Linked DNA regions of Homo sapiens: region 1 is linked to region 2. A link is a loop called in an ENCODE intact Hi-C map of the cell type or tissue named here. Cell type or tissue: PC-3. All regions are shown on one strand. Region 1 overlaps GNG12-AS1 (GNG12, DIRAS3 and WLS antisense RNA 1). Region 2 overlaps GNG12-AS1 (GNG12, DIRAS3 and WLS antisense RNA 1).

Region 1 (4,000 bases), 97 kb after region 2:
TTCTGGCAGGTAGCTGTGGCTTGCAAAGCTCTCTTTCTCCAGCTCCATCTCCTCTGTGGGCACCCTCTGAAGTGCCAGCTACCCTGTGGACACTGAAGGGTGAGGGAACATACCATTCTCCCCATCTCCCTTTGCTAGTACAAATCTCACCAGGTCTAATTCAGTCCTACCTTTCCTAAGAAGGCTTTTGGGACCTCCCGAGCCAGAAGTGATTTCCCCTACTGTGAATTCCTGTGGCACTTAATGTCTGTATCACTTAAATGGCCCACCATCTCTGTAGTCTGTGAAGAACTGTCATGACTATCAGAGATGCTCGCAGACAAGGCTGTATGCACGTGATCAGACAAACATCTCTACCTTCTAGGTGCAATGCTAGGCATAGACAATGCAAAGATGATCAAGAAATGGTCCCTCCTTTTGTAGGCTTTTATAATCTAGGAAGGAATACACAAATTTAGCCACATTTTCTCTCTGTACACAAACCCCCTGGTTGAATCGAAGGGTGGAAATATTATCATTTGGTCCTTTTGGGGTTGATCTCACCTAATTCCTGAACTAGTAGGTGTGACTTGGGACCTTTGATAAGGTACATGTTACCTTAAGTCAGGGCAGTTTTTAGATTAATTCCTTGAGACAATTAGTTTCATGGGATAATTCCTCATGGAAATATTCCCTACTTTCTTTTCTTACCACAATAAAAAATATCAACTGGGAATGGTAGCTCATGACTGTAACCCTTTGGGAGGCCGAGGCCGAAGGATTGCTTGAGCCCAGAAGCTGAAGGACCAGTGTGAGCAACAAAGTGAGACCTCGTCTCTACAAAAAATTTAAAAAGCAGCTGGGGGTGGTGGCACGTGCCTGTGGTCCCAGCTACTCAGGAGGCCGAGGTGGGAGGATCACTTGAGCCCAGAAGGTTGAGGCTGCAGTGAGCTATGATCTCATCACTGCACTTCAGCCTGGGTGACAGAGCAAGACCATGTCTCAAAAAAAAAAAAAAAAAAATCACACATACAGAGCAAACAACCATCACAACATCATACTAAAATACAGCTTAACAGAAAATGTTTTATAAGATATATATTTCACATTAAATATGCAAACCACATCTAAACACTGAGAATCCCTGGGTGATCTGTTTCTAAAACTCACTCACTCTGCTCACAACTGCTACCCTAACACTCATAACAGTTGGACCCACTTCCAAAAGCTGGGGTTTCCAAGTTTCTTAGCTGTTCTACCTCTGCTGTATATGTGTTGATTTTGATTCTCTTCAACCTGTTGTAGAAGCAGCTATATCAAGATTTTATGTTGCTCTTACCCACAAGATGCTCCAAGTATTCAGGTTGAGCAGAAAATACCCACTGCGTCTAGAAAAACTGTGCCTCTGGATCCTCCTACTTTTAAGTCTCTTCCTCCACTTTTCAGTTTCTCTCCCTTTGGTTCAGAACTTTAAAGTCTGTGCATATTCTTTTAAAAGGTCATGTCACTGGCTAAAACTCTTCCTTTTCTGTTCCATCTTAGATATGTTCACTCTCTTTTCTTCTTTACTTGTGCTTAAGAGTCATTTCAGGTTAAGCTTGGGCCATTCTCCCAGCCTATTAATTTCAAAGGATTTGTCTCTACACATAGCATCCCTATAAGATGGCCCCCTCCCACATAAATCCCTCCTGTTCCAGCCCTTACTCATTTGTCTCCAGTTCTAAGTTATCCCTCTGGCACCAGAATTCCTGTGGGGCATTCTGATTCACTCATAGTACTTACTACTTTCTGTCTCCATTTAGAATTACTCAGCCCCATAGCTGATATCCCTATTATATTAAAAAGTCCCTGGGAACAGGATCTATGACTGACTCATATTTCTATGAGTCAGTACCTAGTACAATGCCTGGCTCATAATAGGCACTCAAAAATTTTCGTTGAATGAATTGATAATGAAAAGATGGATGGATGGATGGATGGATGGATGGATGGATGGATGGATGGATAGATGGTCAGGGAACGTGAGGCAAAATGAAAAAACTTTGGAATTAAATTCAGAAGAACGGAGTTCAGATCCAGTTCTACTCCCCTCTATATGACCTTGGATATGCCATTTTACCTCTTTGGATTTCAATTTCTCCATAAGAAAAATGAAAATATTGAGAGCTGCCATACCTAAGGTTGTTCTGAAGATCAAATCAGGCAATTTGTGAACTATAAAGAATCTTAAGAAAAATACAAGGAATCAAGTGGTGATTTGCAACCTTTCCACATGAATTGTATGTAAGGTATTTAAAGGCATCTAGATTATTTCTTAATTTGTATGTGTATACTTCCCTCCTATTACACAACACTGAATGAATGTTCTGGTACCATCATAAGAACACCATGATCCTAAGCATTGTGTTAAATACTCACAATCTTTAAGCTGAAGACTGAAAATATAAAGACAATTAAGTACATTACCATAAACCACCCTCATAAATTGTACTCCCAGTAGCAAGTAAGAATGAATTTTGAGAATTAGGTGAGTTTACAATATTGTTATCTTATATTACAAATAGATTACAACATCTTACACCACAAATTTGTGTTGAAAAGCATAAATTGTGTTTTACACTGTATTGCTTTTCTCCTTCCTCCTTGGCAAGAGTTTGATGCTTTGCTTACCATAGAAAGAACAACATGCATGTCATATCTCCCAGGCCTTATCAGCCTAGAGAGGAAGTAGGGACATGTAACCAAGCAGTAGTTCTCTGGCTCTACCTGTGATTTCCAAGCTTAGAGGACTTTTAGGGGACTTAAGCAGATACTCCCTTCTGCTCAGATCCTAGGTCTCTGGATCACTGTGCTTTTCTGCCATTGCTGGCTTGGCACCCTTCTCCTCCTGGAGTACACAACTGAAGTCCAAATGGGTGTATCTCTTACACACCTGCTGGTGACTCCAAGGATCACTAGGATCTATGTTGCAGCTCCTGGGAGGTAACCCAGGTCCAGCTCACTGACTAGTCTTCCATGATTCTATCCTTCTGAAATGTGGCCACTTCAAGCCAGGTGGAAAAATACTCCTTACCTCCAAGGCAACTCTATTCTTGTTTCCACTCCCCTTTCCAGGTCTTGGGCAAAAATTCCTGGAGCAAAAGCAAGAACCCACAGAAGAGTAAGTAAGATACGCCCTATTGTAAGTATCCCCCAATAGGGATCATTTGTCCATATCCAAGCCTGCCTCTTTCAATGGCCTCTTTTCTTAAATTAAGTTCCTTCACATGAAGATCCCTGGACAAGTGGACATACCCCACATGGACCTATCCTTCTCAATATACGAACAAGCACCAATGTATGTGTATACCTCCCTCCCATTATACAACGCTGAAAATGGGTTCATTATGTTTCAACTGTGCTAAGTAAAGGCCTTTATTCAAAGCAGATTTCGTAAGATTTTAGACACAGTGCCTTTTTAAGAATCTGCCCGTTTTCCCCTCTCGTGGGTGGAGGCATTACGGCACAGTGTTCAAGAGGATGGACTTAAGATCCAGAATGCCTGAATTCAAATTTCAACTCAACCTTGAACAAGTTTCTTACCCCTCTAGTGCTAGTTTCCTTATGCTTAAAATGGGTCTTTAATAACATATATCTCATAATGTTGTTTTGAGGATGATCAAAATTGTTTGTAAACTGGATCATAAACCAAGCCTCAAATAATTTTGAAGTAATGAATTATTCAAAGTGTGTCCTCTGGAATTAAGTTAAAAATTAATAATGTAAAATTACTTGCTTGGAAATTAGGTAACCCATGGCTCAAATAGGGTGCTCAAGTTTTCCCCACTTGTTTTTTTTCTGTTTTTTGTTTTTTGTTTTTTGAGATAGTGTCTCACTCTGTCACCCAGGCTGGAGTACAGTGGTGCAAATCTCAGCTCACTGCAACCTCCACCTCCCGGGTTTAAGTGATTCTCATGCCTCAGCCTCCCCAGTAGCCTGGATGACAGGTGCGTGCCACCATGCTCAGCTAATTTTTATATTT
Region 2 (4,000 bases):
GCACATTAGGGACAGTGGCAATTAGATGGGCCATCTTTCACGCTACCAACACCCACTGGAGGGAAGAGAAGGTCAGCAGCTAAGGCTGCCCACCCAGCATGAGAGGTTTGGGCTGGCTGTTTGAGGAGCTAGGTCAGAGATCTCGATAGATTGCTAATGCGGAGACACTGGCCATTTGTCTATTATCAGGATAGGTTATGTTGAGTGCTGAACCTGTATGGAAAACATTTAATAATCAATAGTTCCCCCTTTAAAAAAATCAGCTTTATGAAATATAATTGGATTTGATATGCTTATACCTCATGATTACTTCAGTTAAGATAATTAATATATCCATCCCCTCAGATAATTCACTATTTTTGGTGTGGTGAGACCACTTAAAATCTGTTCTTTTAGCACATTTCAAGTAGATAACACAGTATTATTAACTATAGTCACCAGGCTATACATTAGATGACTAGAACTTATTAACCCTACGTAAGATAACTGAAACTTTATACCAACATCTTCCTGCTCCCCACCCCCACCTGCCTCCCATTCTCTGCTCTGCTGCTATGAAGTTGACTTTTTAAGATTCCACATATAAGTGAGATTACACAGAATTTTTCTTCCTGTGTCTGGCTTATTTCACTTAGCACAAAATCTTCCAGCTTCATCAATGTTGTCACAAATTGCAGGATTGCCTTCTTTTTTGAGGCTGAGTAATATTCCAGTGTGTGTGTGTATGCACACTCCCACAATTTCTCTATCCATTCATCTGTCAACAGACACTTAGATTCTTTTCATATCTTGACTATTATAAATAATTATTCAATAAGCACGGGAGTGCAAATATCTATTTTACATACTGAGTTTATTTTCATGAATATATAGCCAGAAGTGGGATTGCTGGTTCATATGGGAGCTCTGTTTTCAATTTTTATCAAAACTCCATACTGTTTTCCACACTGGCTGTACCAATTTACATTCTCACCAATGGTGTACAAGGGTTCCCTTCTCTCCACATCCTTACTAACACTTGTTATCTTCCATCTTTTTAATAATGGCCATCCTAACAGACATAAGGTTATATCTCCTTCTGATATTAATTTGCCTTTCCCTAGTGATCAGTGACACTGAGCATCTTTTCATATACCGGTTGAGTAGGGCCCTTTTTCATCTTTCCGCTAAATATAATCCTTAAATAAATGTTGAATTTCCTAGCAGGTTAAATCCCTGGTCTCAAGCTATATTACAACAGCCGTTCTTTGGTAAAAGCAAAGAAAGATGTATTACTCCCAAGGTGAGGAGCAGAGAAATGGTTCTCTGGGAAAAGGTGCAGAACAGAGTATAGCAAGTGTATCATTTTATGGAGCTATAGTCCCACCAGCCAGAGGGCAGCTTATTGTCTTGAAGCTTAATAGAAGCAACAACAGCATGCCTGTGCTTGTGGCAGGAGTGGTGGTGAGTGCACCTTATTAACTGTTGTGCAGGAGGCAATGGACACAGGCAGGAGATTAGACTTAGAGGGTGCTGGCCCCAAATCAAATGTAGATAGGTCCAAGTTTCTCTCCTGTGGTCTACGTAATATAAAGATGACTAATGTCATAAAGTCTTTGAGATTAAAAAAAAAAGTAGACACACAAAAATATTTAAGAAACTAGAAAGTGAAATAATGATATAAAGTATTATGATTTTGTAGCTGAGTTATTCAAGCTGATACTCATTCATTGAATAACAATTACCAAATCACAATTACAAACACTGGCTGGCATGAATAATGAATGAATGATACAAAACAGGAAATTGCAAGAAACAAATCAAGAAAGGCAATTTCTGAAGTATACTAGGATAAATAAGATATGAAAGACAGATACGTCTATCACATAAAGGGGGAGGAAGAGAGGGAGAAGGAGAGACGGAGAAAGAGATTCATTCTGTAAGATGGTTATAAGTAAAAGAATAATGAATACAAAGCAGAGAATGAGGTATGCCATTTCTCACTGGAGCAGAGGAGCCAAAGATGAGAGGGGGTGGGAATTCTCAACCTTCCCCACTGTACTTAACAATTTCCTCTAATGTCTCATGTTGAGTTTTCATTTTTTTTCACATTAGCATTTAGTCCTTTTTAAAATTCTTGAGATAATCACAGTAATTATTCTGAGGCTAAAATCCACATGATTAGTATATCAGGACTGGCTGTATGAATTTTAGAGGAGAATCAAGGTTAAAAGCTGAGGTTATCCTTTCCTTTTCCAAGCTGGAGATAACTACCTCCCACATCTGAATTTTCACGTCATTTATCTATTGTGCTTTGTCCTCTGGTATTTGTATAAAGTTGAGTCACCTCCAACAGACTGTGAATTCCTAGAAAAGGAGGACCGCATCTCTCTCATCTTTGATCTCCACTGACTAACACAATAGCTAGCATATTGCAGGTGTTATTAAGTGCCGTTGAATGAAGAATGGAAGAATAAATTACTATTAGATAAACTTGCCTATTCCTTGGCTATTTGTTTTGGACATTTCTGTGGTGGATGGGAATGTCTATCCAGAAGAAATCACTAAGCTGGGGATATTAGGGAAGAATATTTGACCACAATTTTTTACATTCTATGAAATTAAAAAAAAAATACCAGTTTTAGTCACAAGTACTGGTGACACACTCTGCCAAGAACTCGGAACACTTGGAGGATTGCTCAGACCTGAGTGATTTTCAAGATCATTTAACAGGATTTGGAGAAAATTAATCAGTTTCAACTGGATATGTATGAAGGGCAGGGGCCAAAGTTGTACAAGGCGGATTCCTGTCTTGAGAGAACATAAGTGTTCTTGGAAATGTAAGACTTGAACAACAAGAGTAAACTTTAAATCAAGAGCCAAACTGAGAGGTCAAGAAAAAGGAGAGGTACCTGAGCACTGAGAATCAAAGTGGAAGGCTGACATTAGTTTCAGTGTGAATTCGTGGAAAAAGAATGAAAGTTGCTGTCATAAGACCCTGGGGTCCCAGTTACATGAATGAATGATCTGTGAAAGTTGCATCCCAGCCAGGAGCAGTGGCTCACGCCTGTAATCCCAGCACTTTGGGAGGCCGAGGTGGGCAGATCACGAGGTCAAGAGATCAAGACCATCTGGCCAACATGGTGAAACCCCATCTCTACTAAAAATACTAAAAAAAAAAAAAAAAAAAATTAGCTGGGTGTGGTGGCACGTGCCTCTAGTCCCAGCTACTCGGGAGGCTGAGGCAGGAGAATCCCTGGAACCCAGGAGGCAGAGGTTGCAGTGAGGTGAGGTCGCACCACTGCACTCCAGCCTGGCAACAGAGCAAGACTCCATCTCAAAAAAAAAAGAAAAAAAAATGTTGCATCCCAAGCTTGTTTTCTCATCTGCACAAGGGGTTAATAATGCATACCATGTTTACTTGCAAGAGTGCTTTGTAAATCAAATGAGGTCATCCATATGAATGTATTTTTTAGGTAGGAATGCTGGGCAAATGACAGTTAATATGGATGGGGCTTCGAGGATGGGTAACATTAAGACTGGCAAAAAGAAAGGGTACAGTGTGCCGTAGAGATGAAGAGCATGAGCTATGAAGCGTAGAAGTAAAAAGGGAGAGTAAAAATTCTAGCCTGATTGGAGCATGCTATATAATGGGGACATATTTATACTAAGAAAAAATCTTAATCTGAAATTCAGATTTAACTGTGTGTCCTGTATTTTTATTTGCTAAATCTGGCAAACCTACCTGGGCTTCCTCCAGCTCCGTTGCTAAAGTACAGCCCATCTATCAAGGGCCAAATGCTATTTCTTCCACTGGGTTTTCTGTTTGTCCTGGTTAGGAGTTTTTTCTCTTCAGCAAGAAGGGAGAAGGGGTAGAACACCTGTGTAATTTAGTGTTTAAGAGCTTCGGCTCTGGGGTCATGTGTCCAGGACTTAGAGTTCATCTCTCTTGTTGACCAGTAGTGTGATCCAGGAAAAATTTTACGTCTCTGGGCCCCAGCTTCCTCTTCTGTATAAAAAG

The links. Peaks named below come from ENCODE experiments on the same cell type or tissue, not always from the same donor. Only the 100,000 strongest peaks of a DNase experiment are listed, where the experiment ranks them.
Region 1: it touches region 2 in a loop (2.2-fold over the local background); 1 of 110 quality-filtered maps calls a loop at or near these places.

The regions. Positions count from the first base shown.
Region 1 is chr1:67,881,101-67,885,100 of GRCh38, reverse strand. All of the region lies in intron 1 of GNG12-AS1 (GNG12, DIRAS3 and WLS antisense RNA 1), which reads right to left. Among named protein-coding and RNA genes, the nearest start is that of GNG12, 50 kb to the right of the region's middle. In PC-3, no CTCF peak of the experiment used is centred here; a DNase peak (open chromatin) is centred at 1,770; H3K27ac peaks cover 1,568 bases.
Region 2 is chr1:67,977,738-67,981,737 of GRCh38, reverse strand. The region is part of intron 1 of GNG12-AS1 (GNG12, DIRAS3 and WLS antisense RNA 1); the gene reads right to left. LOC124900403 (a long non-coding RNA gene) reads right to left here. Exons shown (of 3, transcript XR_007066162.1): 3 at 3,360-4,000. Among named protein-coding and RNA genes, the nearest start is that of DIRAS3, 71 kb to the left of the region's middle. In PC-3, no CTCF peak of the experiment used is centred here; a DNase peak (open chromatin) is centred at 2,347; H3K27ac peaks cover 1,396 bases.